Regions from separate parts of the Mus musculus genome. Here all the other regions are linked to region 1. Evidence: chromatin loops called from intact Hi-C (ENCODE). Cell type or tissue: left cerebral cortex. All regions are shown on one strand.

Region 1 (8,000 bases):
GGAGAAGGGTTGAAGAAATGGGGGGAGTCTTCTGGGTAAGAGAAAAACAACAAAGAGATCGACCCTCAATTTCAAAATTGCTTAGCAGAAGCATTTTTAATTGCCACTTTTGTTATAAAAGATTAAAGGTAGTTATGTCTTCGTGCAGCTCACTTAAAGCAATCAATACATTCCTCAGTAGTTATGTGCAAATCAAATTTTTGTAAATCAAATCCAATTTTAAATGTCCTTAGAGAGCACCATGTTTCAAGGAATCCCTTTAGCAAATCTTTTTATAAGACCTAAAACTATACCCTAATTTATTAGTTTAATTTTTTTCAGATGATGATAAGTCAAGACAATGAAATGTTTCCCTCACTCTGTGTGGAGGAGAAAAGGATGGAAAATGAAATGGAAGCGAAGCATCTTAGTGAACACAGGATAATGGCCAGTGACCCCCCCTGGTGACAGGTTTATAAGCATCATAGTGAGCTTCTGTGACTTCTCCATTCACAGGAAAACACTGAGCAGCAAGGAGTGTTTAACATGAAGACAATGAGAGATAGAAACAAGGGATTTCCTAGACAGAATTTGAAGCTCTGTCTGCTCCAGCCTGTCTCACAGGTTCTCCTTTGAGACATTCCAGAATAATGAATATTTAGGTAGACCTTAGTAACCGCTTGAATGTATTGTGGCATTCATTCATAAATTAACTCATTAAATATTTATTGGGCCTTAAATTCAAGGGGGAACTAGGTTTGAGGGAAACAGGAAAAACTTCACACAGTGTTCACTTTATAGAATTAATCTCCCTGGAAGGGTAGACATAAATAAGTACTAATGCAGACAATGAACACAGGCAATGGATATTTTTGCAGTTGTGATACATTCTAGGAATTTTAACTCTTTCAAGCTCTATGAATTAAGATGGGTCTTCCCAAAAGCTCACAGAGTGAGAATTCACTTCCCAATGCATAACTCTAGCTGCAAGGGGACTGGATGCTTTTGACCTCAGTGGGCACCCACACTCACATTCCCATACTTACACATGTGCACATATAGCTAAAAACAAATGTTAAAAACTAACAGTGAGGAAAGTAGAAAGAGGCTAAGACAAAGAGAAAACACTTAGAGCTCAGTGCATTCCAGTTTGTAAACTCCACATAGGTTTGAAAAGCTTACTCTGGCTTTGTTGTGCAAAAAATAGTAGAGGGAAAGATTGGAAACAGGGTGGAGTCAGGGTGGAAGATGCTCGTTGCTTAGGCCAACATGCTGACCATAAAGAGAGACAGAAGTAGGTTCTGCTGGAAAGCTATGGGGAGATGAGCTAACAGAACTGAGTGGCTGGCTAGATGAGAGTGAAGAGAAGCATGATGTGATGGTTAATCTTGATTTTCAACTTGATTGGATCTGGGATCAAAAAGGGCAAGATTATAACGAATCCCCCCACCCCAGGCCATCAGCACCAGTTTGCGACTGTTGAGTCATCCAACTGAATGGAATGAGTAGCTAGTGGACTCTCAGGCTCTCTGGTGTGAAGACAGCCAATGTTGGACTACCCAGTTTCAAGATATTTCTTGAGCCAGTGTAATAAATCCCCTTTACAATGAATATCCTTTCAATCCATTTTCTTTCTCTAGCAAACCCTAGGTAGCAGAGAGGGCCTCTGCATGTTTGCATTAGAAAAACAGCACTGGTATTCACGGCAACTGAGTGCATCCAGGCAAGAGTAAGCTGGGATGGAAGTATTTGGAATAGTTGATTATTGACATGTTGATGTGGCTTGAAAGCAGTGAAGATGGTTAGTAACTGAGTTATTCTAACCCAGCAGACTGTCTTCATTCTACAGGAAGGCCAGAGTGCCACAGTCCTCCAGTACTGGTTCTCAGTTAAAATATATAGATTCAATATTCAGAGAGAACAAAGTTATAGCAGAGCTAAGGTATTAGGGCAGTAAATGGTCATTAGGTAGTAAGGCATGGTAATACATCTCAGGGGCTGAGTGACAAGAAGCAGTAGTCATAGGAATACAGCTGGAGTTTAACTCCTTATGTTCTCACCCAGTGGCTTAGGCTCTTATGATTATGCCATTGAGTTAATGATAGCATACAAGCAATATAATTGACCTTTGATGCCCACAAGGACTCTAGTGGGTGGCAATGTAATGCCACATCAGAACTCAGAACTTTGGAATAAGTGTTTATAAAATATTAAGTTCCAAGTCTATTTAAGGCATGTAACATACCAGACAGGTGTGATACTCGGCACAACTACTCACCATTGCTGTATTAGGCAGCAAAAGGATGGTCTGGAAAGATGATAGCTGGCGTTTAGTTCTACTTTGTTAGTCCATTAATCCATCTCCTTGGGTTGCCCATAACCAAATGGTACCTGCAACATTAGTGAAAGCTGTTAGGATTAATTATAGGCCCATGTACATAAACCGGGAAAATCCAAGTCAATCCTAGAAATGAAGCAGTTGAAACAGAAGTGCCCTGTTTCCTCCAGTTGGCCAGTGTGAATAACCTCAACTAGGAACTGCCAGTGTAGACACAGACATTGGCTACCAGGTCAGGGGAGGCTGTTGACAGTGAGACAGTATATACGCCACAGCACATCGTGCCACTTACTGTCCTTGACTTAACTCCTTCTGGAATCATTTTGCTCTTGGTTTTTATCTGGGCCTGTAGTTTTTTAGTTTCTATTCAAAGTAGTGACTTTGTCACCTGAAATTTGAAAATCCATGGCCAACTTTTTTTTATTAGATATTTTCTTCATTTACATTTCAAATGCTATTCCAAGAGTCCCCTATACCCTCCCCCTGCCCTGACATGGCCAAATTTTATGCGTGTGAAATTTCATTTTTCTTGCACCTTAGTGATCAAACTACATGCATAGAATTGACATTTCCCTGCCCCTTGGAATTCCTTCTGATGCCCAATTTCCAGGAATGGAATCTACAGATTGTGTGGTCACACTGAAATCTGTAGATACAGGAAGATGGGTTACAGTAAATGGCACTCTCAGAATGACAAGGATCAGAAGAAGACAACACAAGCAGATTGTGGTACTGAATTATGGCAATGTTGAAGCACTAAGAAGATGAACTTACCTAACCAGGTGTCTTCTATCCACAGGAGAGAGGCATTCTCTTCAGACTGAATGCCAAAGTTACATAAGCTATGTAGAGCAACGGGCACATGCCATACTATTTTAAATTAAAGATTCTCTATTGCCCAAAGGCCATGTTTGAGACACATGTTTGAAACAAAAACTACAGGAAAAATGACTTAAGTAGATTTGAAATATCTAACAGTCTATACTCCAGAAATACATCTATTAATTTTACATATGTGCATCAAAAATTCCAGAACAACCTGAAGTGGTATATAGACTTGAGGAAAAATAAATAGTTGACAGGTCTTAGTCTTGTTAAGCCTTCTCAGAGTCCTTTCCTTGGAGGCAAGATTGGCTTTTGATTCTGGTGCCGAGGCTTCATACCTAAGGTGAGGAATATGTTAGCTACTGCAATGGAAAGGAGGGAGCAAGCATGCAGCCAGGCAGCACCTTGTAGAGCAAATAGGGAACTGACATTCTAGAGTCTAAAATTAGAAATTACATCATGCTCTGGGGATTCCATCAGACTGGTATTTGCTGCATTGTCATCACTTTCTGAATAGTCTTAATATTCAGGAAATAATATTCTCTGAGGAAAAGCCAGCATCAAGGTCAAGGTCTTCAGTGTGTCCTGTCTCCCTTCCATTCTGCCACTTCTCCTTTATCACATCTTGCCAAAGCTATTTATGTCTGTGGAGAGTTAGCAGGAAGATCACATATTGTACAGAGAATGGGGTGTTAAATTTATGCAAAGGGAAGCAATGTGTTGTGGCAAAAAATTATTTATTGCATGGCATCTCCCTTGAGGGTTAGTCTCTTGCTAGAGTTTTAAGGATGGCAGCTCTATATTTGTCTTGTGGCAGAGCCATCCTCCTGCCTGACGCCCACTGCCAGTGCCAAGAGCATTTATGTAAAGTCGTGATGCAAACCTGCCACCTTTGGGAGGCACGATCTGGTCTAACAGAGTGTGTTTCCTCAGAGTCACTTGTGTTCTGAAAGGGGTGCGTTTTCAGCCAGCAAGGAGGAAAGATGAGAAAAGTGTTGGGAATCCTGGAATCATCACACATTCCAGTAGACATTTTGTTGAAGTCTGAGGATTTTAGGAAGTGGTGTGCTGTCATTTAGTAAAAAATAATTTAAAAAAAAAAAAAAGCTACATGCCATGTCTAACCCTTGCTAGTATGGGTCTTGGAAAGTTAGTTGACAACTATGAGCTTCTTGTCTGTTGCTTAAATTTGAATATGAAACACACTTCCAGGCTCATGTTTTTAAGGTTTCTTCCCAGCCAGTGGTGCTATTTGGGGAGATTGTGAAAGTTTTAGGAACCATGTAGCAGCTTGTGGAAGCAGGTCATTGAGAGAGAGCCTTCGAAGATTTCCTTGGCCCCCAACTTCTGCTGCACTCTCTGCTTCCTGGTCTGGAGCTATGTGAGCAAGTCTTGACACAGATTTCCACTGCACTGAGCTCACCTGCTCCACCATGCCTTCCCCACCACCATAATGAATGAAGCCCTTTGAAACCACAGCACAAGCAAACCACCCCTCCCTTACACTATCTCTGTCAGGTCCTGCAGTCACAGCCATGCAAATGATAGGGAAAGAGCACTCCTTCTCGTCTGTACTGTGCTGTGAGAGGTGAAGCTCTGTGTCACAGGAAGATGCTAGATTTGGGTTCATTTCTCCTTCCACCTTTAATAATATTAAATACTAATGTAAAGATGATCTTCTCCTAGGAGCATATGACTAACTCTCCTTAAACAGAGATAGCAAATGCTTGGTACACATATCCACACCTTCCTCCTTCCTTCCTTTCACCCGGCATTTCTTTGACTATACTTCTCCTTGAAGACATTTCAGGAGTCTTCTTGACACGGTGCTTCAGGTGATCACGAAAAGTCGGAGGAGATATAAAGTCAAGCACTTCTCCATCTGTGAGCCACATCATGTTCATAAATTATTCTGTTGATTAGTACATCAGGAGCGTGCAGATGGTTTTAATGTACATTAAATGTACAAATGGCCCTCTAGGTGCTTAGAGGACAAGCACTTGTGAAAGATGTGCCAACATATTCTGATTCACACATTGCAATCACAGAATATCGATCTCTGTTTTGGACATTAATATCCCACAGCATATGTTCTTAAGAGGACAACTGTGTCAGCTCATCTTCAGCTTCTCTGGCATGTCCAGGGTCATTGCTGCTTAGGAAGGCAGTATGCATCAGAGGTGAAGGAGCGAATTTTATGGTAAGATCACCTCTGCTTTGTCTAAGTTATATGAATCTGGCTAAGTTAAATAAGCTTACTGAGCCTCGGTTTCCCAATTTGTACAAGGAACACAATGAATGCCCAATGCCAGGCCGGTTGTGAGGATTCTAAGAGATGGTTCAGGTAAAGGACAGAGTAAAGCCACAGGCTTCTTATCTTCAGCTGTGTTTATTATCATTACTCTCATTGCTATCATCACTATCATCATCATTGTCATACCCAATAACATCAAAACAATCAGCACTAATATCACCATTCAGTTCATTATTACCATCTTCACAATCATCATTACTGTCATCATTATCACCAGTATGACCATCATCATTACCCTCATCACCCTCGTCTGGAATTCCATACAAAATGGAAGATTCCAAGAAACCGAAAATAAGTCTACAGAATAATAAAAAAGAAGCTGGGAAAAGCAATGCAACAGAGCACTTACTTGGCATATCCAAGTAGTTCAGACAGAGTTGACAATGTAGTTGATGATACTATAATTCTCACATATTGGCTTCCCTGTCCTTGGAAGCTTCTTATCCTGATCACCTTATGGTTCCTCCCTCCCACTTACTCCACTAGACCAAAGTAAAGCATTTGTATCACCATGGACCTCCCACCGAAGAGCAAAAGCAGAGGCTCAGGTCATCAGGAGCAGACATAAATAAGCAACAACAACAACAAAATGTTTCTTATTGGAAATCACAGTGATCTTGGGTCTGTTGTTACTTTAATAGAACTTGACTGGGCTAAGGTGTTGGTATTTCATCCTTATGACCCATAATCATTAGCCATACAAAGGATATGAAAGAGTTCCTTCTCATATAGAAATTTACTCTGTTAATAACAGCTATATGGAAAACAGAGAGGAATGCCTCAGAGGGTACTGCACTCCATAGCAAAGGAACTATCTAGAAGATGTATTCCTGTATTCACATCTCCTCAGTTTTTAGGAGGAAGTGGGTCAGAGATCATCATCAGGACCAGTCATTGAGTTTAATGTGCTGATATTTACTAACTCAGGGAAAAGATGTATCATACACATTGTTTTCAAACATACTTGACCACAGAACCCAACACATCTCACCAGTAAAATATCACTATCACTCTGCAAAGAGCACCACGTGGTAAAACTGCTTTTTATAAAACATATTTCAAGAAATGCTGTGTTGACAGCCTCATGACTGGAACTGGGTTTGGGTGACATAGTATCTCAGAGGGGTTTTATAGCTCTAAGGGCTTTCTGGGTTAGTCATGATCTGAGCCCTTAAAGAGGATGCCGAAGATGCATTTGCAGTATGGAGGCACTGATGTGCTGGTTACAATGGAGAATTTGACACTCAGGATGAGTGCATCTGAATCTGGCTCCCCCCCCCCCCTTTTGACTTTCTATTTTATCTTGAGAAGCTCAACTCATCTACTGCTGAGGATTCACATCCTGATAATATGTCTAATCCTTTTTGCAAAGCCCATATCCACATCTTTTAGTACTGCCTTTGCGCAATCTTCCTACTTTTACAAATCTTACATACTGGTGAAATTCTGGATTTTCTAGCTCTGTTCAGCAGATATTCTTATTTTTCCCTCATAGACTTTTATCTTTTGACTCATTGACTATTATATTCTTCAGATTTATCTTCCAGCTCTCTAGTCATCTTCTTCAGCTGTGTCTAGCTTGATATTTGACTAACATGGTAGATTCTTAAATTCAGGAACTCAATTCTTACTGTCTAGTCATTCAAGTTTCTTTTTCTGTAAAGTAATACAGCTTTCTTTAAAATGTCTTATTGTCTCTTTATGGTTACTGCTTTTTTGTTCATTTAATTAATAGTTTTAGAATATTCCTTTTGTGTAGTCCCTTTGGACTGTTCTGTTGTCTCAGTGTCTTGGAAGTGTTGGGTCCCCTGTTAACCATGATCATTGAAATTCTCCTGTGGTAAGCCATTGCTCATGTAATTTGTACGTGCTTTTGGTTAATTCATCTTCTGAGAAAGCTAATTTTGTCTTGTGGGAAATGTATGCATTTGAGGAGTAAATCTGTGCTTCTAAGCACTTTGTTTTGTCTCTCATCAAGGGCTGCAGGGATGCTATAACACAAGAATCATGTTTTATACTAATATACTGAGCTGAGATTTCTGAACTTGCATTATGGAGTCCATTTTCCAAATTCACCTGCACTGAAGGGTTGGATTCCGCCCCCATAGAGCACTGTTTGAAGAAGTACTTCCTTTTTAATTCCTACCTTCATAATTGCATTTTTCTATTCTATTTCTTATTAAGGATTTAGGTTCTATTCTAAATTTCAGCTTTCTATAGCCTCAGTTAATACTTCTTGCCTATCATAAAGTGTAGACTATGTATATGTGACATTACCAGGCTAGGCAAATTAAATGTATTTTCTATATTCATTGCTGTCTTCTCTCCTCCAAGGGTGTCACACTCTCTCAACTGATTCTCTATTGTGCTTAGTAATTTTCCTTACTTGGAAACTAAAGTAGAGTCATCCACTTTATCTTTTAAAATTATTATGCTTTACTCATTAATTCTGTTAATTCATGATATAGCTTCAGCATATAAGATTCTGCATTATCTCAGACTGTATACTAGTCAAGATTAGAACAATCTACTCATTAGTCTCTT
Region 2 (8,000 bases), 170 kb before region 1:
CTTGAACGGGGAGCCATCCAAACCATGACCAAAGTGTGACATTAAATCACGACACAGGACATTCTGGGGAGGGACTTTATAACTCCGACTATCTCCCCCTGGCAAATGTACCAGGTAGCACGCACCACCCCTGTAGTCTCCAACTAACCTCCCCAGCAGGACGTGAGCACTTCACACTGTAGGCATGACCGGGGAGCAAACCGGGGGAGTGGGGGGGAACGGTGAGTGAACACCAAAGCTGCATTTCTTTCCTTTCTTACCACGCCTGACTTCTTTTGTCTTCAATGCCAATTAAGCACTAGCCTTACTTTTATTGGCAAGTGAGATTTTACATTTGGGGCAATCAGAGAGAAGCAGTTATCTTTGAAAATTAAAAGTCAACTCGGTAACTCGTGCCCACCATGAGCCACCGGCCTGGACAAAAGGCAGCCGAGTACCTGCATTGGCAGAGGTCTCACCTGATGGCTGCCTGCACCAGTCCTTACTTAAAGACTGTAGCAACAGTGATAACTCAACCAGGACGCTGATCGATGTTTATGAATACCGCATTCTGAAATAACTACGTCTCATTTATAATCTGTCTCATTATTGTACGGTGCTGATTACTAAACTAAAATACTGGTCATGGGAGGGCTTTAATTCACAGGTGCCTTGGCCTGGGAATTAAATCCTTCAGAAGTCTACAATGGAGGTCTGCTTCTTCAAAATGCAGAAAGAGCCCCCTGTCTCCTACAGCAGCATCAATCCTTCTAAGGGACATAGTAATTCCCTCTCTTACATTAAACTAACCAGGGACAATCATATTCACTGTACTGATTTCAACGGTAGTTTAAATGGACATACCAGAAGAGTTCATTTCATCTCTTGGGGGAAAGTCACATGTAGAAAGAAGAATGTCTTTCAAGACAGAAGATGTGGGTTCAAATTAATTCTCAGTACCTACAGGCTGACATGCAGCAGGGGTCCCAGCAACCTCTGGGAAAGCACTGATTGTCTTGCATCCGGGGCTGGAACTGTGAGGATGGAACTAGACAGCAAGTCTTCAAGTGCCGTGGAAACTTTGTAAATCCTGTGCAAAACCCTAAGGACCGTGAGCTCTGGGGACATTAGCTGCGGAGTCTCTCTCGCATGCCACACCATAGTAAAAAATCATCTCAGTATCGACCATCCCCACCTGTGGGAGATTCCAGCATAACCTCTAAAAAGACTTTCTTTGTAGTAAATAACATGCTGTCATATAACCAGGAAAAGGGGTGGCTATCAGATTTCAAATAAAACTTTACCAAAAATCACCCAAATGCTGACTTCAGACCTGATAGTTTGATAGTTTTTTTTTTAAAGCCCTTGTAATGTTGGAGTTACGTAACCGACCATAATTAATATTTCAAATGACAGAGCACCGTGTTCTGGGTATCAGGCTCCATCTCAAGTGATGCAAAAGCTCACAGTAACAGAAGCACTCTGGCAGCAGAGCATCCTTCGCCGTTAAGAAATGTACTTCTTACAAGAATTACAGTCCGGATGAAAAGCAAGGCAACCGAGTTCAAAGCCAAACAAGCCAAAAAAAAACAAAAAAACAAAAAAACAAAAACCACCTCCCACAGTGTCTGGTTCAAGGAATGGAGCCACTACTAACGCCAGCAGACACAGGAACCGATGGAACTGTGAGCATCTGAACAGCACACGGTACGACAACACGACACAGGAAAACAACCCAGACTTTTAAAAGAACTCCTTACCCTTTGAAACCAGTCTCAAACTTGGGAGTCCGACCCAAGTTTGACTTGGTCTCTTCACCCGGAAAAAACGTACTTGGTTCTGACCATTTCTAATCCGCTGATCTCACACGTTGTACAAAGAAATTTCTTACAGAGATGAGAGCCCAGCAAGAAGCCAAAGCTAGACATAAAGATCGGGAGTGGGTAGTACAAACCTAACTGCAGGGACCTAACTACAAGACTGCTCAGAAGGACCGGGCAGCAAAACTTAAAATTCCTTTCCACTAATTTAAGACTGAACAACGCCCATGACTTTTTTCACAAGCTCCGGTATATTAAAGAAATCAAAATAAGCATGCCACTAACCATTAACGGGAGAGGCTGGCAAGCATATTTCTGTTCAAAGAAGCTTCACTTCTTGGAGAAAGTAATTCTCTCCACACCACCCCCACAGGAGGACAACAGCCTAATCCTGACAACTGTCTACAATAGGCAAGTAACAGAGGTCGTGGTTCTAAAACATAGGTGTCTACACACAAATAGAATATGTCTGCCTCATCTTTCTCTCCCAACAATAAGAGTCAGGACCAGCGCTGTGAACAGCATACCCCCAATAGGATCCACTAGACAAAGTGATTCATAAAAATGGTTACAGATCTGACCAGATAATGTTTCTGTCATATCCCTTAAAAAGAAGTATGGAAAAGGAGAGGGGTGAAAAAAAAAAAAAAAAAGAACCAGAGGTTCCCAGACCATCTTCCTCTGAAACATGAACCATGCTGGACCCGGGTGTCGCAGATAGATCCGGTAAAGGCAGGCTTCATTTACCTTCCATCCCAACAGATGATTCAGGAAGCCAGAGGAGAAGTAAACCTGAAGAATACTGTCCTGGGTAGGCGTGCCTCCATAAACCCCAGTGTCCCTGTCCTTGGCACTTCCCGGTTCCTTTTACCACCCGCGCTGGTTGGAGGAGTGTGAAAAATGGCACAGGCGGGTGGATCGTTTGGCAATGTGTTCAACCCTAAGCCTGACACCAATGAGGGTCACCCGACCAGCTTGTCTCAAGAAGAGAAAAGAGCGAGCAAGAACTGGCTCTCTGGCGGGCCTCCTCTACCAAACTGAGACCTTCAAGGGCCGCCTGCCTGCCAGGCTGGCATGAGTGCCCGCCCCCAGGAACAGCAAACTGCCCAGCCGGCGGCCGCCTAGGCACACACAGAAAAACCGTGGGAGAGAAGCTGGGCTCCTCCCTCGGGGCCGCTGGAGTCCTCCCCTCTATCGTGCTTGGAGGATCTGACCCTAAACCTCTTCCAAGGTCCCCAAACTTCACTAACAAACCAAGCACCTGTTCCCTTCACCTCCTGCGCAGCAGATTCGCCCAAGCCCATCCTTATCCCTGATGCGCTTTCTTGCAGCTCCTTAGATACCCCAAACACCCCAGGTCCCAGGGCGTCCCACTCTCTTTCTCTCTGGTGGACTCATCCAGGACCAGTCCAGACACAGGCTCCTACACGCTCTCTGTCCTCCTCCCAGAAGTTTCCCCTGGGTCCACCAGGGTCCCCAAGGAAGAGACTCCAGTCCCTTGCTGATGTCGGGCCTCCTCCCTCCTCTCCGGAGCCGGCTACGCGGGTGCCGTTAACGGCCGCCGAGCTCACCTCGGTTCACCAAGCGCAGGGCGTGCGTGAAGGAGGGGTCCAGAGAGTCCTTCTCCGCCATCAGCTCCGGCAGGTACTTCTCCTCCATGCTCGCCGGCCGCCGGGCCCGCTTCTCCGCCCCGCGGCGCGCGCGCGCCAGCCGCCCCGCAGCCCGAGCCGCCCGCCCCCGGCGGCGCGGACCCCGCCAGGCGCCTCGGCGGCTAAGCCGGGCGGGCGGCCGGGCGGCGGCGGCGGCTCGGGGCGGGCGGCGGCCGCTCAGCCCGGCCCCGTGGAGCCCCAGATCACCGCGCTGCGGGCCGCGGGCTGCAAGGCGGCGGGATGAGCGAAGAGAGCGGGCTGGAAAGCCGAGGAGCGCTGGCCAGTCTTGCTCGCCGGCTGCGACGATGCCTTGCTCTGCCACGACCCGCCCCGCGCGCCACCCCGCGCGCTCTGAGCCGCCGCGCAGTGCCCCGCGCCCTCCCCGCCCCGCCCGCCGCGCCTGCGCGCTATGCTGACCGCCCGGCGCGCGCCGCCTCGTGGGGGCACTGGGACTGCGCGGGCCCGCAGCGGGGACATTGTAGGGGCGCTTCCGGTCCCTAGATCAGGGGTCTCCATCCAGGGCTCCCCGATGAGCGTCTGTAAGCTGTCCAGCATTGCCTTGTATGTGCAGTCTGGGAAACTGAGGCTCATGGGTCAAGTGGCGCGTCCAAGGTCACCCGTCCTAGCCAGAAGGGACAAGGGCAGAGCCTTTGGAGCCCAGGTTCATACTGCCAGGCTCTGGGAACAGGCAGTGCGACCAGACTCCTGGTTTGCCAAAGCACCACGAACTTGCCCAACTTAGGTCGCTTTGCTGTCCGCTGCTATTTGTACGAAAATACCGCCGGGCAGGACTTAAAACGCCAGCCTCCTGAGACCCTTGGCGCAGAAGTCGGTTACATAAAAGCGCCTGCCCTTCAGACTGTCTTTGTCTTCCGAGACTTGCTCCGTGTTGCCCTTCTCCTTATATGGTGGTGTCTGGACGTGGATGAATGAGTCTCTCTAAACTGTCTCCAGTAGGGAACCTACCACACCACGCATGGTGGTGATGTCTTCTGTCGCCCTCCGACAGGCAACCAGACCCCAGCAAATGCTCTCCTAGGCTCCTTTTAGATCCTCTGAGGTGTGTGGAATAAATGTCTCACACTAGACCAAGGACTCCTGAGTCCCTGTTCAGAGGATATCATAACCCCAACCTCGATAACCAGAGTCCCTTGACAGTGCTCAAGACTTCCCTAGAAAAACCTTAATTGCTTCGTTTTTTTCCTCTCCCTGTACTCTAAAGCCCTTCACAGAACTACAACTCCGCTTTCACTAGCCTAGGGCTATCTTGGGGAACAGCAAATTTTGTCTGAGGGAGAGGTCTCTAACACCTGTTGTCAGGGACGGATGTGGAGAGAGCGCCAGAACAGTGTGCTGAAGGAATCCCCCAAGCACCTGATCCCTTTTCCAGCCTTGTGTGGACTTGGTTGCAGGTTAGGTACTACTGTAGCGTCCCCGACAACAACCTCCCCCTTGTCTCTCTTTAGTCAGAACTGGCAAGTGGCAGTAAAATACAGTGGTTAACTAGTTCTGACCTTTTAGCAAACTTAGGTCATTTGTGCCTCAGTCTCTTCATCTATCCTATGGAGATGAGAAAAGATTATTTCTTAGGAACCTCATAAGGATGTACTATTTCACAATCACCAGGCACAAAATGAAAGCCAGACTGTTCTGTGGCAGTCTCCCTCGCATGGCTGCTTTCTGAGGCAGAAGCTTCGAAAGGCAGCAGGCAACACCATCTGTGTGCTCCTTGATGCTGAAGACAGAGCACAACCCCAGCAGAGCAAGCTCATAAGGGTAGATCCTGCTTCTGACCCTGAGCCCCATGCCGGTCTGGCCATGCAGTGTGGCCCAAGTCTGAGCCTCACATCTGGCCCCCCAAGAACTATGTTATGTCAGCAGTCCCTGACATAACATAGTTCTTGGGGGGCCAGATGTGAGGCAGTTGGGGAGTTCTTAAGGGAAGGTTTTTCTCCCTTTACATCTAAATAGAAGCACATGCCTCTTGCTCTAGTCTCCCTAGACTTGAATTCCAGGGATCCTCTGACAAACACTACTGAGGAGAAGAGGCAGGCAGAGTGCCTGGTGAAACAGCGCTCCCTGCCCCGTGTCTTCCATTTTCTGCCTCGGTAGTAGTCTAAACTTTCACTGATGAGTATCTTTATTAAGCAGTTACTAATTATCTTTATTAAGCATTTACTAATTATCTTTATTATGAGCATTTACTAAGTGCCAAGCTGCTCTGGCAGCTTTATACATCGTCCTCTTGATACCTGCAGGAAAGATTCAGTTTATCACCATTTACTCATCAAGAAATCTCCAAGGCTGAGGAATTTTATACTTTGCCAACTGTGCCACCACTGGCAAGCTGAGATTCCAGGCCCTCCTAGTCTGAACCCTTCCCACACCTAACCCTTTCCCGGGTAGTGATCTGAGCCTGATTAGATCTCTGTCCCTCCTCCAGTGGTGCTTTTGGCAGAGATGTCCCGCCAGCAGCTGGGGAGGAGGACTGTGTACCATGAGGCCTACAACAGAGATGCTAACGCGCCTGCTCTGGACCCTCCTCCTCACAGAACTCTCCAAGTGGGCAGGTGCCCAGCCCTGTGAGTGCTCATGCTGGGTCCTCTAGGGGAGAAGACTGATGTTCCTGTAAGAGGCTCAGAAAATCGTCCCCACCCACCAGTCTGGCTGGACCATAAGATCCAGGGCAGGGCACCACCTCCATGTTTTGCTGGCTACTCTGCTGTTCTTCATGAAGTTACCATCCCATGGGTGATGGGTCTTGGAGAAAGTAATAGCTCCCCTGCAGACATCAGCCGGCAGTGATATAAATTCAAGCCTTTGGGATTCTAGGCCAGAGATCTCTCTAGAATACCCTGCTCTGGCCAAGCACTTCCTGTGGACTGAGACTGCTCTGGATTTAGAAGCAAAAGATGTCTTCTCCAATGGCACCTCTGGACAAGGGCACAAGGGCACTGTTGGCTTTACACAAGGCTTTACATCTCCTGTCCACACTCCATGGAGTCCCTCAGCTGGCATAAGGGAACATAACTACCTTTCCAAGTCATTGTCTTGACTCTCAGTCCCAGAGATGCAAGGAGTATCTCCCAAGCCACTGTTACCCATCATTCCAGGCTACCAGAAGGAGCACAGCCAAGTCTCTGCAACCCCAGAGGGATAGTTGTCATTTTATAATCTCCGCCGACTTCCAGGCCTTCTTTCCCAGGGAGAGACAGACCCTTGGCCTCTGACATCAGCTCCAGTGAATCACACACACTGCTGCTGTGCCTGACACCATCAGGGCATGCTCCAATCACAGCCAGTGTCTGTGAGCTAGTTTTCTTCTATATAAGGATTGCTACCCACATTACAAACTTCCCTTTGAATGTGTAAGAGATATGAGCCCTATGTTACATTCTCATGAGTGGAAAAGTTCAAATCTCATTCTGGCCCCCATATCCCTTACTTACTAGCTACCAATCTTTCCCCAGCAAGCATTATCTCTGAGCACCGGGAAAGGGTCAGTTAAGATTTATACCTCACTAACCTCCACATAGACACAGCATTAATGCTTTCTGACTCCTCCTTCTCTCTACACCAGTGTTATTTATGCTCTTGTTCATGCTCACCACACTGAGTCTTTGTCTTCTGTGTCCTTGGAGCCTTCTCAGCTCCTTAGCCCAGCGTCTGGTTGAGCAGTCAGGTCAATGCAAGCAGTCATGTATTCAGGGATCACTCCTTAAAAATAAATTCTCTAACATCACTGTTACTCCAATCTTCGAGACAGTGGCTTTGTTATGTAAGGGGGACACCAAAAGATGGCATAGCCTCACCTAGAAATCCATCATGAGCATGTTACAGCAAAAGACACCAAGAAGATCCACTCTGGGCTCTGACTCCAGTTTTTGCCATAGAAAACAGGTTACACAAGCTTAGACTGTGTGGCTGGAAGGGTAGAAAGCAACCCTGGAAGGAAAGGAGACACTTTGGAAGGCAGGAGTCACAATGTTCAGAGCACATCCACAGATCAGGAGTGACTCCACGAGGCCCCTACTCAATGCAGAAGACAGCCAGAAGGAAACTCAAACATCAAGTAAGTGTGACTAAGAAAGTTGAAACAGTCCAGACATTGGGAGGAGAATTAGATACATTTCCTCGAATACACGTGAACATAATATGTACACAAAGAGAAACACATATGCACATGATCATACATGCGTATATGTACACTCAGATAATCTATCATTTCTGTTCCACTCAGGCTACAAACAGGAGAATCATGTCCTCCAGCTTAATCACTCACATACCTAGAGACACCTAGCCTGTTGCTCTGTATTCACAGGCTTTCCGTGCAAGTCCTCGTTCAATCTGATGGATGGCAAGGCCAGGTCCTCTTGCATGTTTCTCTTTACTGCAGCAAAGCTACCCAGTCAACGCCTGTTCAGCAAAGATGATGCCACAGCTATTGCACACACACCCCCTCGTGGCCAAATTCGGAAGCACATTCCCTCAAAAGTTCGAACTGTGTGGCAGCCACTTGGGTTTTGGCCTCCACTGAAAGGAACTCCAAGGA
Region 3 (8,000 bases), 320 kb after region 1:
CAAAAGATGTCTGCTATGATGCTATTGGCTTACATACTTAATCCCCTCAAAAGAGTAAGGTTTTAAAGCCTCAGTCACTTGCCGACAGCACTCCTGATAGGCCCCTTTGCTAGTTGGGCCTGATGAGAAGTTATGTTATGAAGGAGAGTTATTCCTGAAGAATGATTGGCCCTCTTCTTCCTCTCTCCTTTTGCTTCCTGGCTGTCAGGAAGTGAGCACCCTCCTACATCACATGCTGCTACCATGATGTCTTGTCTCATCATGCACCCAAAGACAATGGAGCCAACTGACAATGGAAAGAAACACCCAAACTAGGAAACAGATTGTTTCCTCTTTTAACCATATTATTTCAGCTATTTAGTTAGAGTAGCAGAAACCTGTATATGTGGCCTGTTGCTCTACTTGATGAGCAAATGTTCTTTCACTGTGAGATGCTGGACCCAAAGTAGGGTCGAGCTCTGCAGAAGGGACAGAGGGAATCAGAGTTCCTGAACAAACACCATGAAAACTTACATGCTTTCTAGGAACATCTGCAAAAGAGCTGAGTGAGGAAAACTTTTAACATGTTCAGCCATTGAAACTGGGGAGCTAACTTGCCACAGAGAATCTCTCCTGACTAAAAAGCATGCTTAGAAAATACACAAGAGCAAGAGAGCCATAATCCTAGAGAATAAGATGGCCAGAAGAGCGAATACATATCATTTCCTGCTGAAGCATTTCAAGACTGCAGCACTCAACAGCCTTAGTCAGGGATGTTCCGCTCAAACATGGGCTATTATTGGATTTGTTTTCTCTTGTTCTCCCAGTGAGGCTGCCTGCTGGCCACTCCTGATCCTCACAGCACAATGATGTCCTCACATCTCTACTGTCCCAAAAGCTTCCAGATAACCCTGGATTGTTTCCCAAGGATCTCTCGGACCTGCCCAGGGTGACCTTCCTCAGCCCATTAGACATCCCCTGTCCCCATAAGCTTCTATCTGTGGCTCCCTCCAGTGTCCAGGTGGAAACAGAACCCAGCAAGGTTTAGCTCTCTGCTGAAAGATCAAACAGGTCTGGGCCCTCAAGTGCTGCTCAGGTGGATAACAGCCTACTTATGCCACCTCCAATGGTCCTTCCAACTGTCCTGGCCCTCTCTTTAGGCTAAGCAGAAAGCATATTGGCCACAGACTCTATTCCTTTTCCTCTTCTCGAATCCTTAATCCAGATATTACCATGTGCCTTTAACTAATAGGCTTTTTGTGACAGCTCTGTGACATAGCTGAGACTTGAAAAATCCTGCACTGAATCTTGTTCTACACTGCTCCCAGAAAGAAACTTCTGCATATGTGAACAAACTAAGGGATAGAGAAAATCTCTCCTGTCACACAGAAGTCTTGACTATCACTGTCACAATGGAACTCCTGGTCAAGTAAGTGATGACCTTCTAGGCCATTACAGCCATGCTGGATCAGAACAGAATACCATACAGTTAACCCTTAGACTCACAAAAATAATGTGTCTTGTCTTACTCAACCATATTTGGCAGTGTTTGTTACACCTGCAAAATAATAGGTACACACACATATAGCCACTAGCCATGCGAAACCTGAGAATTGTGGAACCTAAAATTGTTCTCAGTAAAAATCCATCTGACACTTTTTCCCAAATTTTCTCACCTCTATAATGAGAGCCCTCCCCACTGTGAGACTGGGAGCACTGAATGGAAAAATTCAATTTTCCATTTTACTGTTTACTCCTTTGTATTTTAACCATACATGGAGGCCTTCAGGATGAAAGTTGGACTGAGGTAAACCACTCACTGTGCAGCCCTCACCCAAACCTTCAACCCTGGTAAGAACAAGAAATCACAGGGCAGGTGGGCTGCTGCCTGCCCTGCACACATGCACAGTCATGCATGCATGCACACATGTGAACACACACAGAGACACACACAATACAGCCACCAGGAATCTTAGTGAAATTGTATACCAACACTGGGTTGGAAGATGAACACTCACTTCTAACCCTGGTTCTGCCCCACTAGGAGGGAATCCTTTTTTTTTTTTTTTTTTTTTTTTTTTTGGCTGGGTCGAGACTGTCAAACTGAAGATGTGTCCTGTCTATGTAATCCACAGTTCTAAGGGCTTCAATTCAGGCTTTCCACTTCCATTAACAAACCTTCATTCAACATTACTCATCTAGTTGACTATTTGCTATACAAAATGCTCTCTGATAAGAACATATAAAGACTGTAAGACTCATTGGCACACAGTAACAGTGGGAGGAAGTCAGTGAATTGTTCCTTTCCTGCAGAAGAAACATCTGAGGCTCGGAGAAGCTCAAACTTCCCAGAACCCACCTTCAGCCCAGCCCAATACTCCCCTCACACTAGCTACACACACCCACCTCACTCCCACTCCAGAGCTCCAAAGACTTTACAACAATAATTCACTCTGATTCTCTGGCCCTTCTGTTTTCTAAAGTGAGATGCTGCCTGATGGAATCAGCCAGACCTTTGCTTGGAAAGCCAGGGGTCAAGATCTAGATCTATCTTGAAATCCCTCTGTGACCTTGACTTTCTCTGAAACCATTTAATTATCCCCAGGAGCATCAAGCCTGACTCTGAGACCTCAACAGGGGTGCAGCTGAGATCAGATATGTTTTCAGATATAAAAATGCTTTAAAGAAAGAAACCATCCAACCAATATGATTCGGTGCTTATCCTGTGTGCATCAAACCTCAGTCAGAGCAGAATTCTAAAGCCATCTGAACTCTCTAAGCCTTTAGAACTGTGGACAGGAAGAACAAGGTATGTAATTTTTTGTTGTTGCTTTAGAAGCTCAAAGAAGGACTAGGAAATCGTGACTTCCAACACTCACAGCTTTGAGTTTCTGTGGACAGCTGGGCCTACAGATGACGTCATCTGGCATGAGTGAGAAAACCTCCCTTCAGCAGGAAGGGATTTGCAGGAAGGAAATATCTGTCATCTGTGTGTGAACAAGGGGTGATTAAACGCTCTGCACTTGATCATCCACCTGCAAAATGAGGCTCCATCCCTCAACTGTCCATGGGAGAAAGGACAGGAAGCCACAGGAGGCCATGTCCACCACAATCCTACATTAAGGCCTTATGTGTGATCTCACTATGGAAAATACCATACGGTAAAAGTCCAAGATATACATAGAGGTTTAGAGGCACAATTTCCTATCTCTGCTCACAGTGTAGAAGAAGCACAGCCTGACACATAAGAGGGAGAGGAGTCAATCGACTCACTGGTGAATCTGGATACTAGAACATGACTGTGGTATGAAAAGGATGTTTGCCGGGACTTTTAACAGCCTGGGGAATTGTTAAAGATTGCTGACTGTGATGTGAAGGTATGCGAGCACCTGAAAATAATGGTCACCCTTCAGAGGCCACGTGAATGAAAGGAAGACAAAGCATGAGGCTGGCAGACCCAATGAGGAAGGAGACTTTCTGTCAATCATCTCTTCATCATCTTTGAATCTTAAGATACAAAGGGGCCATCCGTGCTGGTGTAGGGGATGAGCTCTAAACTAAGCCACCATGTCTTTCCAACTCTCAGTACTCACGGCTGAAAGGTTAAAATCAGAGTTGCCTTCCTGGCACCATGCTTGGGCAGCTCCCACAGCTGGGGTGGTAGTGACCTGAAAAGCCAGACAAGAGGAAGAGACTATAAAGCCAGAGAAAGCTCTAACGGGTATATTGTGATCTCAAATGATCCCACTCCACATTGGGGAGGAATCTGAGCCCTCCAAAGATAGGTCTTCAGGATAATAACATGGATTAATGGCATCTGTGGCATTAGAGAAAACTAAACGAAAGATTCCTGGAAGCTAAATGAAACACACAGAATAAATTTTACTGAGAGGCAAATGTAGCAGGATGCTGTGCAGATAAAGTGTCTACATATCATCATGGTGTAGGTGTTAGCCTGGCACCTCTGCGGAGCAGGTGCTATAACATCCCATGAAAGTCAAAGCAGGTGCGGCTCAAAGATACTATGTAACTGTGACATTGAAACTCAGTTTGCAAACTTAGTGTCCTTTTGGTCAAGGCAGTAGGGATACTCCAACAAAGCCTCTGACTAAATGGGTCACATTCCTGGCAGCATATAGTAGGAAGGGGCAAGGATCAATTGATGTCCTCATGATCTAGAGACAAATAAAGGAAGGCTGATGCAAGGTTGTTTCATAAAGCTCAGCCGTATAAGATCTGGACCTGTGAGTTAAGGGAAGCCACCATGTACATTTTAGCCAACCCTGAAGAATCAGGAGAAGGGAATGGGGAGGAAGGATGCTGTGCAGATAAAACACAAAGAAAACTCCCGGTGTTCTCTGCATTTATCTCTGGAAGTTGGGTTAAGGCTACCGACTAGCAGAGGATGATGGGAGCAGAGATGCATGTCTAATTCTAGGGCAAGAGATAAGAAAGCAAGTGTTTCCCCCATCACTCTGCTTCCCTGCTCAGCAAGTTTTAAAAAGTGGGTTGTTAGGGAGGCAGCATAACATGGAACTAGCTCAGCCTGTTGTTACTAGTGAGAAGGAAGTTCTCCTCCCAGATCCACACACTTCCCCTCAGGACCCAGTTAGGCCTCAAACCAGAACACTAACCACCTCCTCCATTCTACCAGCTGCCTTCAACGGGCTTCTCTACACCCTGGTCAAACAAAGATCAAGCCACTCTACTGCTGAAACCTAACCTGAGCAGCTGAGAATCTGGCTCCATGGCGCTCCTAGACTTAAGTGGAACTGTGCTGTATGGTGTAAGCTCTTGCTCCTCCCTCTGCCCCTACATCAGCTAAATGCACAGAAGAGTCGATTTTCCAGGAACAAATGGACAGTGTGGCAGGAAACAAGAACTCCCCAGGAGTATTCTGCCCCTTGTTACCCATGAAATGGTTACATGGTAGTGCAGTAAGACGATGCTATAGGTGATCAGGTGTGTCCCCTTGTAATGCAGCAGTCACTCAAGGATGCACCTACTGCTTCTCATTCTCCGCCTTTTTCCTTTGTCTCTCACACTGACATCCCCACTGCCCCAGGGTGACCCACACAACAAAGGCCTAAGCTAGCTTGTCAGTGCTTTTTCGTGTCTACACAAGGCAGGGCAGTTAAGGAAAGAGGACAGAAAAGAAGCAGAAAAGAAACAGGATCTCTGAACCTCCCAGAAACAGAAGCAAGAATCGCAAGCTAAGAACACGGCTGACATCACTTTACAGAGTTAATTTGCCCTCTGCTATGCTTTCACTTCTCCCTCGTTCCCATGATGATTAGCCAGAATACCTGTAACATGGAAATACTCTAGAGAACCGCATTCCAAGGTAGCAGGAAATACAGAGATGGATGCTGAAGGGATTCCATCTTAATCAACCGTTGACAGAGCAGAGTAAGGGAGAAGTCTGAGTATTAAGTACTCCGTGGCAGTATCATAATCAGGGCAAAGACTGAAACCCTGAGCCTGTCGATATGCAGTGCACACCCACAATAATGAGAAGAACTGTACAGCCAGAAGAACTGGGCTGCTCACTATCACTGCAATTCAAGAAATGCCATTGTGATGGTTTGAATAAGAATGGCCCCCACAGGTTCATATAGTTGAATGCCTAGTCACCAGGGAGTGGACCTGTTCGAAAGGATTACAAGGATTAGAAGATGTGACCTTGTTGGAGTAGGGATGACCTTGTTGAAGCCACTGGGGGTGGGCTTTAAGGTTTCAAAAGTCCATGTATGTCAAGCCCCATATCTTGCCTGTGTGTGTGTGTGTGTGTGTGTGTGTGTGTGTGTATGTGTGTGTGTGTTGATGTGTGTTAGTGTGCGTGTCTGTCTGTCTTTCTCTCTGTCTCTGTTTTTCTGTCTTTATCTTTTTTCTGCACTTGAATCCAATGCCATACTCCCCACCATGATTAAAATGTACTCTGAATCTGTAAGCAAGCCCTCAATTAATTGTTTTATGTTATAAGTGTGACTTTGGTGATGGTATAACCTCTTCTCAGCAACAGAACAATGGCTAAGACAGCCAGTCATGCTGCTATTTTAAAATCAAATTGGGTCCATCTCACCTCATCAGCCAAGAGAGGTGCTGAGCCTATTCTGAGATGAAGAACGGAGGCGACTCTCTTGTGATACAAACACTCAGTGTCTGTTGAGCACTTAAGGTCAGATGTGGTCCCCAACTTTAACTCATTTAATCTTCACAACATTTTGGGTAAGAATGTTAGCATCTACATGTGATTGTGAAGAAACTAATTTTCTAAGGTCAAGAACGTGGTGGGGAAAGATTTTGACTCTTACTGAACCCCTAAGGTCATGCTACTGAGACACTAGAGTGTGCGTGATATGAAACATGGGGCATGATCTGTTTTCTAATTACCATGATGGCAGCTAAACATCCTCCCTGTATAATACTATGAAGTCCATTAGAAGGCTGGGTTTTGCAGAACCACATATTCCTTCTGTGTGCTGAGAATTTTTCCATAGAAGTGTCTGCTGTGGCCTGCAACGTGATAGATGGAGGCTCAGCCAGCCCATTCCTGCCATTTCTCACCTCAAAGACTCTTTGCTTTGGTATCACCCAAATCCTTTCCTTCTAGGGACTCAAGAACTCCAATTCTCCTTTCCCAGGACAGGGCTATGGTCCTTCCCCCTACAATGTGTCAGCCTCTGCTCCCCAATCCTGCCTGGAAAGGTCTGGGTTGTCATCCTTGGGCCACTTTTATTTGGAGCTAGGGAGATCATTTATCAAAGACTTCTGGCCCCTTCTGGCCTCTAGATAATGGAAAATGTTCTCTGGTTCAAAACAGATCCAGGGTCTCCACATGGTATTTTCATACAAGAACACTCTGGGAGGGCTGTTCAGAGTCATCAAAAATTTGAATATTTATTAAGCAATTTCTGGAAGGCTGAAACAAGGTGACTTAGATGGGGTGCTTTTTAAATTCATAGCAAGGTGATTTTAAAAGTAGAGTTAGGCTAGAAAGACCTTATTGACAAGCAAAGGTGGGAAGTCACAACAATTCGAATCCCCCACAACACCCAGCAACTGAGTTCTAATCCCCCACAACACACAACAACTGAGTTAACCTTTGCTGAATACCTGCTATTGCTCAGGTATGCTTCTAAGGATTAATAGTCACTTCATCTTCAAAGCAATCCTACAAAGAAGGCAGTATTAGAATGCCCGTTCTACAAGCAAGGAAACCAAGACATGTATTTGTCCAAAGCCTCACAAGCTAATAAGTGGAAAAGCTAGGATTCTAACTCATGTCCTCTGAAGAAGACACTCTAGCACTCAGCCTTGTGCAATAAGTAATCAAATCCTATGACCACAGGACACATATATTGCCTGAAGTTGTAATTCTACAGGCCTGCATTAGAAGAAACATTGCTGGGATCGATACCACCAATGTATATGCATGTAATTTCTTAACATAACAGAATTTCAGATGCCCCCACTCTATATTAAGACTAATGCTAATTGCTTTGTCACATGGAAGAATTAAAGGGTACATTCTATATAAAATTCCAGGACCATTAACAACAATTTGAATTTGGAGCTGGAAAGATGGCTCAGTGGTTAAGAGCACTTACTGCACTGAAGAGGATGTGGGTTCACCCACACAGTGACTCATAATCGTCTGTAATTCCAGCTCCCAAGAGATTCGACATTTCTGATTTCTGCAGGCTCCTGCATGCACCTGATACTCAGACATACACCCAGGCATACATACATGCACATAAAATAAAATAAATAAATATTTTAAAATGTGTTTTCCCTTGGCACTACCAACTTTCCAAGCACTTAAATTCCTTAGTGCTGAATTTCTAAGAAATCTGCCTTTTCAGTTAAATTCATGGAGTGAGGGTTTTAAAGAGAGACTTGAGCTAAGTTTTATTATCCAATGCAGATAACTTTTTTGATGTGTATCAATCATTTTCATTTGTAATGTGGGTGGATTTTATATATCTGTATCTAGCTGCTGGGAGAGAAATCTTTAAAGC

Evidence for each region. Hi-C counts contacts between places; a loop is a spot of excess contacts. Peaks named below come from ENCODE experiments on the same cell type or tissue, not always from the same donor. Only the 100,000 strongest peaks of a DNase experiment are listed, where the experiment ranks them.
Region 2: it touches region 1 in a loop (5-fold over the local background); 4 of 42 quality-filtered maps call a loop at or near these places.
Region 3: a loop joins it to region 1, with 8 times the contacts of the local background. A loop is called at or near these places in 3 of 42 quality-filtered maps.

What each region holds. Positions count from the first base shown.
Region 1 is chr15:68,751,011-68,759,010 of GRCm38, reverse strand. It overlaps Gm49415 (a long non-coding RNA gene), which reads right to left and starts at 3,725. Exons shown (of 3, transcript XR_003951645.1): 1 at 3,092-3,725; 2 at 2,258-2,370. In left cerebral cortex, no CTCF peak of the experiment used is centred here; DNase peaks (open chromatin) are centred at 3,980 and 4,384; H3K27ac peaks cover 4,259 bases.
Region 2 is chr15:68,924,204-68,932,203 of GRCm38, reverse strand. Khdrbs3 (KH domain containing, RNA binding, signal transduction associated 3) reads right to left here and starts at 3,784. Exons shown (of 9, transcript NM_010158.2): 1 at 3,371-3,784. The coding sequence starts at 3,458. In left cerebral cortex, CTCF peaks have their summits at 3,933 and 7,919; DNase peaks (open chromatin) are centred at 5,999, 6,661, 7,202, 7,896 and 12 more places; H3K4me3 peaks cover 4,508 bases; H3K27ac peaks cover 5,646 bases.
Region 3 is chr15:68,431,090-68,439,089 of GRCm38, reverse strand. No RefSeq gene overlaps it. Among named protein-coding and RNA genes, the nearest start is that of Mir30d, 94 kb to the right of the region's middle. In left cerebral cortex, a CTCF peak has its summit at 7,572; DNase peaks (open chromatin) are centred at 2,341, 2,908, 4,023 and 7,638; H3K27ac peaks cover 2,856 bases.